Linked DNA regions of Homo sapiens: all the other regions are linked to region 1. Evidence: chromatin loops called from intact Hi-C (ENCODE). Cell type or tissue: Caco-2. All regions are shown on one strand.

The links. A loop is a pair of places that touch in the nucleus more often than their neighbours do. Peaks named below come from ENCODE experiments on the same cell type or tissue, not always from the same donor. Only the 100,000 strongest peaks of a DNase experiment are listed, where the experiment ranks them.
Region 2: it touches region 1 in a loop (5-fold over the local background); 2 of 110 quality-filtered maps call a loop at or near these places.
Region 3: a loop joins it to region 1, with 3 times the contacts of the local background. A loop is called at or near these places in 8 of 110 quality-filtered maps.

The regions. Positions count from the first base shown.
Region 1 is chr7:19,746,689-19,749,188 of GRCh38, reverse strand. All of the region lies in intron 1 of TMEM196 (transmembrane protein 196), which reads left to right. All of the region lies in intron 1 of LOC107986774 (a long non-coding RNA gene), which reads right to left. Among named protein-coding and RNA genes, the nearest start is that of TMEM196, 26 kb to the left of the region's middle. In Caco-2, a CTCF peak has its summit at 1,234 (motif pointing left); no DNase peak of the experiment used is centred here.
Region 2 is chr7:20,537,974-20,540,473 of GRCh38, reverse strand. No RefSeq gene overlaps it. Among named protein-coding and RNA genes, the nearest start is that of ABCB5, 76 kb to the left of the region's middle. In Caco-2, a CTCF peak has its summit at 1,090 (motif pointing left); no DNase peak of the experiment used is centred here.
Region 3 is chr7:20,439,905-20,442,404 of GRCh38, reverse strand. No RefSeq gene overlaps it. Among named protein-coding and RNA genes, the nearest start is that of ITGB8-AS1, 110 kb to the right of the region's middle. In Caco-2, a CTCF peak has its summit at 1,507 (motif pointing right); a DNase peak (open chromatin) is centred at 1,474.

The sequences.
Region 1 (2,500 bases):
AAATGTAAAAGCCATAGACCAATGGCCTAAATAAAGTGATCAGGACAAATTTCTGGAAATATTATACTTAGTATCCTATCATTTTTTACAAGTTTACTGTAGAAAATTGGAAAAATACAAAATAACAAAATGACATTAAAATTGCCAATAATCCTGCCACTCAGAGATAATCACTATTTACATTGATTCATAATAATTTTCTAGTTTAAGAATAAAATGTGCATAAAATGTTATATTCCAATATTTTATTAAATTGAAAATAGTCATATAAACATTTTATTGTGACCTAACATATGCTAAGAAAACATGATTTTAAGGAATAGTAATTTTTTATTCTAGTCTTCTGCTTTCAATTTCATATAATTATTTAAGGCAAATATTGTCTCTACCTCCTAAAAAACTTTCTGCCTTATCTCATTCTAGTAGACCACTCCAAATTTCCACTTGCCTTTTAGCTAAGCAAAATGTATCTTGATCACTATGAACTCATTTCTTTTACTTGTCTTTACGTTGGAGAGTTCAGCATTCTTAGAATTTTGATATTCCCTCCTGAAGTCTTTCTGTACATGTCTTCCCTTAGGCATAGTACTACCATCATCAGACGGAGCATGACACAGAGGAGGGTGGACATGTTTATGTCAGACGACTGGATTTGTGTCCTGCTTCTGCCATTTATGAGCTGTATACACTGCGTTTAAGCGGACAGAATCACTTAAATTTCTCTGAGCCTGTTTCTTGTTCTATAAAATGGACTGGTTGTGTGTATAGAGACAACACACTTAAAGTTCCTCGATTATTGTAAATGCATAGTAATAAGTTAATGCTCAATGATTATAATGTCTCTTCTAATTCTGGTTTGATAAGCTCTCATTCTTTCTAAGTTCTGTCATTACACTGTTTTTTTTTTTTTTTTTTTTTTTTTTTTGGACAGCCACAGTGAACATCTCTGAATCTATAAGGTTGAATGAAGGAAACCTTTATATTGTCATTATGTATAAACTTTGTTATAAAGGAAAACGCAAGGATTTTAACTTAGGAGATGCAGGATAGCATTGTAAGCAATGCCCCAGAAAATCATAATCATAATAAATAATAAATAAATATGCATGGGAGAGACCAGTGGAAATACATGTATTACATGGAAAAATTAATTAATTGAAGGAAGTAATCCTTTTTACAAATCACTCCCAGTTAGAGGTAACGATCAATATTTTAGTTGTTAATTAATTGGGAGCTACTGCCACCAAGTGGTAGGAAAGTACTTCTTCGGAGACTAGAATCCAATAACCTTTAGGGAGAAAAGCTCCCTCACCATACTGTGGACCCAAATGTATTCCATCCTATCCCATCGCATCACAATCACCCAAGATCTGATCTTCATTAAATAACCAGCAGCTGTCTTTGGTTTCTGTTACCACACTAACAAAATATTTTTCTGTCAAGAGACAAAACTGAAGTTTAGTTCTAATAGAGGAAAATAAAACAACCAAATACTGAGAGGGTTCAGGTAAAATCATAATTGAAAAATTCCAAATGAGGTTAGCCTCTAGAGTTAAAAAGGCTGAAGTTCAAACGCCAACTCTGCCACTTGCCTGCTGTATGACATGAAAAAAATGTATCTGAGGATCAGTTTTCTCAGCTGAAATATAGAGGTTCATTTAGATGATGTGTGCAAAATGTTTAGCCTAGAGGCTGTTACCTAGCAAGTGCTTGATAAACATTACTCCATTCCTTTTTATTATTGTAACTATAGATTGTGTTCCTCTTCCCTAAACCTAAATACATATTTAGTTCATTAAAATTATGACATATAATCAACTCAACTGTAAAGAGGTTTAACCTCAGAGAGTAAAAATCACCACAAACATAATAGGGATTTTCTTTTTTTTATTTTTATTTTTTATTTTTATTTTATTTTATTTATTTATTTTTTTGAGACGGAGTCTCGCTCTGTCGCCCAGGCTGGAGTGCAGTGGCGCGATCTCGGCTAACTGCAAGCTCCGCCTCCCGGGTTCACGCCATTCTCCTGCCTCAGCCTCCCAAGTAGCTGGGACTACAGGCGCCCGCCACTACGCCCGGCTAATTTTTTGTATTTTTAGTAGAGACGGGGTTTCACCGTTTTAGCCGGGATGGTCTCGATCTCCTGACCTCGTGATCCGCCCGCCTCGGCCTCCCAAAGTGCTGGGATTACAGGCGTGAGCCACCACGCCCGGCCGGGATTTTCTATGATTTACCTAATTCCAAAGAAAGAACTACAGTGTAAAAGACAGAAATGAAAAAATCTCATACGTTCTAAATCTAGATCAGGCAGTAATAATTCCTTCCTGCTGAGGTTCTGAGCAAGGCAATTAAGCCCCCTTGAACCTCGTCTAACTCAGGCAGTGCTATAAAATATACAAATCAATTAATTATTTTGGAAGGTGGCCCAAAATACAAAATTTGTATGTGGATGCCAATTATAATTTTATGCAATACAAACCATAAAGAGTTATCTGCTATG
Region 2 (2,500 bases), 790 kb before region 1:
CACAGGAATTCTAAAGTTGTTTTTTTTAATTCTGTGAAGAATGTCAATGGTAGTTTAGTGGGAATGGCATTGAATCTATAAATTACTTTAAGCATATGGACAGTTTCATGATATTGATTCTTCCTATCCATGAGCATAGAATGTTTTTCTATTTGTTTGTGTCCTTTCTTATTTCTTTGAACAATGATTTGTAGTTCTTGAAGAGGTCTTTCACTTCCCTTGTTAGCTATATTCCTAGGTATTTTATTCTCTTTGTAGCAATTGTGAATGCGCAGTCATTCATGATTTGGCTCTCTGCTTGTCTGTTGTTGGTATATAGGAATGCTTGTGATTTTTGCACATTGATTTTGTATCCTGAGACTTTTCTGAAGTTGCTTATCAACTTAAGTTTTTGGGCTGAGATGATGGGGTTTTCTAGATACAGGATTATATCACCTGCAAACAGAGACAGTTTTACTTCCTCTCTTACTATTTGAATACCCTTTATTTCTTTCTCTTGCCTGATTGCCCTGGCCAGGACTTCCAATACTATGTTGAATAGGAATGGTGAGAGAGGACATTCTTGTCTTGTGCCTGTTTTCAAAGGGAATGCTTCCAGCTTTTGCCCATTCAGTATGATACTGATTGTGAGTTTGTCATAATTGGCTCTTATTATTTTGAGGTATGTTCCATCAATACCTAGTTTATTGGGAGTTTTTTATATGAAGGGATGATTAATTTTATTGGAGGCCTTTTCTGCATCTATTGAGATAACCATGTGGTTTTTGTCTTTAATTACGTGATGAATTATGTTTATTAATTATTTAAAAATTATTTAAAATAGCATTGTTGGCTGACTCAGGTAGCTGCTGCTATTTTTGATGGTTTTTCATATCTTGTTTAAAATTGAAACCCCTGTAGTGTGGTATGTGTTTGGGGGTGGGGTAGATTCACAGTTTAATACATATTTATGTTGTAATTCAGAAATACCATATATTCTCCAATTAGGTTCTCTTTCATTTCCTGGCTTGCTGAACTATTGGAGACTTGAGCATTGTTGAGCTTCACTTCCTCGTAAACACCTCTGCCACCTAGTGGACTACTTGAAATCACTTAGGTTGACTCTCTGGGTGTGTTTACGCACCAGTATGTAAAGGGTTCAAATGTTACAGGGAGCGAACTAGGAAGTATAACTGGAGATGACTGTGAAACCTGGATTTATGTGTCGCCTCATGCTAAGATGAATTGAGTGGTTAGCCTGTACTTAGGTAAAATGTATTTTGTCTCCTGAGGTCTCCACACTCACAGGGATAGGCTTCCGCACTCTTTTTTTTTTTAATTATTATTTTATTATTATTGTACTTTAAGTTTTAGGGTACATGTGCACAACGTGCAGGTTAGTTACATATGTATACATGTGCCATGCTGGTGTGCCGCACCCATTAACTCGTCATTTAGCGTTAGGTATATCTCCTAATGCTATCCCTCCCCCCTCCCCCCACCCCACAACAGTCCCCAGAGTGTGATGTTCCCCTTCCTGTGTCCATGTGTTCTCATTGTTCAATTCCCATCTATGAGTGAGAACATGCAGTGTTTGGTTTTTTGTCCTTGCGATAGTTTACTGAGAATGATGATTTCCAATTTCATCCATGTCCCTACAAAGGACATGAACTCATCATTTTTTATGGCTGCGTAGTATTCCATGGTATATATGTGCCACATTTTCTTCATTCAGTCTATCATTGTTGGACATTTGGGTTGGTTCCAAGTCTTTGCTATTGTGAATAGTGCCGCAATAAACATACGTGTGCATGTGTCTTTATAGCAGCATGATTTATAGTCCTTTGGGTATATACCCAGTAATGGGATGGCTGGGTCAAATGGTATTTCTAGTTCTAGATCCCTGAGGAATCGCCACACTGACTTCCACAATGGTTGAACTAGTTTACAGTCCCACCAACAGTGTAAAAGTGTTCCTATTTCTCCACATCCTCTCCAGCACCTGTTGTTTCCTGACTTTTTAATGATCGCCATTCTAACTGGTGTGAGATGGTATCTCATTGTGGTTTTGATTTGCATTTCTCTGATGACCAGTGATGATGAGCATTTTTTCATGTGTCTTTTGGCTGAATAAATGTCTTCTTTTGAGAAGTGTCTGTTCATATCCTTGGCCCACTTGTTGATGGGGTTGTTTGTTTTTTTCTTGTAAATTTGTTTGAGTTCTTTGTAGATTCTGGATATTAGCCCTTTGTCAGATGAGTAGGTTGTGAAAATGTTCTCCCATTTTGTAGGTTGCCTGTTCACTCTGATGGTAGTTTCTTTTGCTGTGCAGAAGCTCTTTAGTTTAATTAGATCCCGTTTGTCAATTTTGGCTTTTGTTGCCATTGCTTTTGGTGTTTTAGACATGAAGTCCTTGCCCATGCCTATGTCTTGAATGGTAATGCCTAGGTTTTCTTCTAGGGTTTTTATGGTTTTAGGTCTAACGTTCATGTCTTTAATCCATCTTGAATTAATTTTTGTA
Region 3 (2,500 bases), 690 kb before region 1:
CAATATTTGGGCAGAAAAACAGGGTCAGCTGTTTTCATTTAGGGCTGTGGTTCCAGGCTTAAGAGTGGGGTTTAGCTAGGAGCCCAGACGTTCTGTATCATTTCCCTTCTCTGAAGAGGCACATCTAACTGCCCTTAGAATATGGACAATGACAAGTCTTAGCTACTTCCTGCTGAAAGGGGGTGTTGTTTGGGGAAAATGACAGCCACATTCCTCCCAGAGGTCTACCCAAGGATCCCCAGCAAAAGAAAGCCATCATCTGAGGCTCCAGCTGCCTGCCTCTTTGGAGTTTGATGGCCTCCAGGCAAGAGAAATAAACAAGTTTTACAAGGTGACGTGTGCGTGGGTCAAATATGTGTATTATGCAGGGGAAGAATTGAGTGCCAAAGATTACAGAAATAAGAAGCAAAACATACTAATCATTCTGAAAACAATATTGTGCCTCGCGGTATAGAACAGAACAAAGGTAGGAACAGCAAGTGTAGGCAAGACTATAAAGAGGATATCCATGGAAGGTTTATTATTAACACTTATCTTTTGAGATTTTTAGCTTGAGGTCTCCGATCTCTTCACATTGGTACTTTGGGTGCTCTTCTGGGTTGACGGGTAATCCCGTCAGCTTCTCAGGCCTTTATTTGGGTATAGTGAATCCAAGAATCTACTTTAGTGAACTTTACTGCCATAGGAGTAGAAAGTGCAGTGTAAGGTCCCTCCCAGTCTACGCCAGAGAGGGAGAAAAGGAAAAAGTGTTTTCATCAGTACCAGGTCCCCTGGGTTGAACAGAGGTGGCCCTAGTTCATGCGACTGGGCCTCCAACAGTTGTTTCAATTCCTGTTGGAAGTGAGCCAAAGAGGTTATAATGTTTAATTAAGTCGGAGTTCTCTTGGTCTAGCAAGAGATCATTGGTGAGAAACAGCTGTCCATACATCATCTCAAAGGGACTCAAACCTAGCTTTGAAAGGGTGGTGAAGATAGCTTGCCGCCCATTCTGAAAGACAGGGAATGGGGGGTCCTTCAATTCCCTTCCTTCTTTCAGCAATAACCCAGGGTATGAGGGAGAGAGAAAGCAGGCATCTCCTTTCTCTTCTGTCTTTGTATCCCCAAGTCCCAGCAACCTTGGCGGGTGCCACCCGTGCGTGCCAATGTGGCTTGCACCCATGAATCAGGGAGGGCCTAGAGAATAGGAATTATCCACACTCACCTATGCCTCTACCTCCCCTACTATTGACAACCTTCGAGTCCCTGGGCCTCATTTATGCCTTGGAGCCTGACCTCCTTCCATGAAGCAGTGGTTTAATCGGCAGGAATTAGTCCCACCCACTTACACTGTGTCTTTTGCCTGGCTTTGGAGCCCTCAGATCTGGTTTTCCTTTCTAGGGCTTCAATCTGAAGGTTGGAATCTAGTTTGAGACAAAAAGTTATTTCAGGAGCTGCGCGGATTCATTTAGATTAAGTCCTAGATGGGTCTTGCCAAATTTGCAGTTCTCAGCCAGCAGGGGTCGCTCCTCTGTTGCCTCCCAATCATAAGCAGAGTGCTGAGGTGGGAAGGGGATCCTCTCACTTGGAAAAGAAAAGAAAAGAAAAGAAAAGAAAAGAAAAGAAAAGAAAAGAAAAGAAAAGAAAAGAAAAGAAAAGAAAAAAAAAACAGCTTAAAGTGCATAAGGAAGGAGACCGGGGGAAAGACCTTCTTGCTCTATGGAAATGGGTTCCTTTAATCAGTGTATCCCTCACCTGATAAGGACCCCTCAGTCATGGGAGGAAAGGCTTCGCAGGCGCTGGTGTGCTAACATATCTGCAGTTTAACATTGTTAAAGAAGAGATAGGAGCAGTTTGAAGCCGTGAAAGAAGAAAAGATACAAAGATACCACAGCAAAGTCTGAGGGTCTTGGCCGATGCCTGTTAGGGTGGTCGGGGACAGAGTTCAGTCTTGGGACCTTCCAACAACACTGAGGAGTAGCCTCAGCCAGATTCCTTCGGTTCCTCAGCACCATATTCTGGTCCTAGTCAACAGCTAGACCTCTGTGAAGGGAAACAGAGCCACAAAACCAACGTTCCTTTCACCCAAAAGAGAGACATTTCCATATGAGCTCACTTGTCTGACATAACCTGGGTGAGCCAGCAGATGAGACGGGTTAGTTCCCTTGACCCCTTTGTGGGCAGCACCTGGAGTGGCTTATTCCACTCAGCCTGTCGCTGGCCACTCCTTGCGGGAGGGAGTGTGTGAGTGAGCAACTGTAGGAACCAGAGCGAACAAATGCTGGAACTGGCTGGTCACTCCTCTCTGGAGGGAGCAGGCTCTATGCGGGCACTGCAGCAGCAGCATCCAAGCGTCTTACAACCAATGCTCTTTCAGCTCTGCCATCCAGGGACAGCTAAGTGCCAATCAGCTCAGTAGAGGGTCAAGGGGGCAGCCCCTGCCCTCTAGACACCTGGGCTCTTGTCCAGCATCCAGGAAGAATCAGTCACACTCACTGTTGAAAGGTGATGAATGTGGAAGACA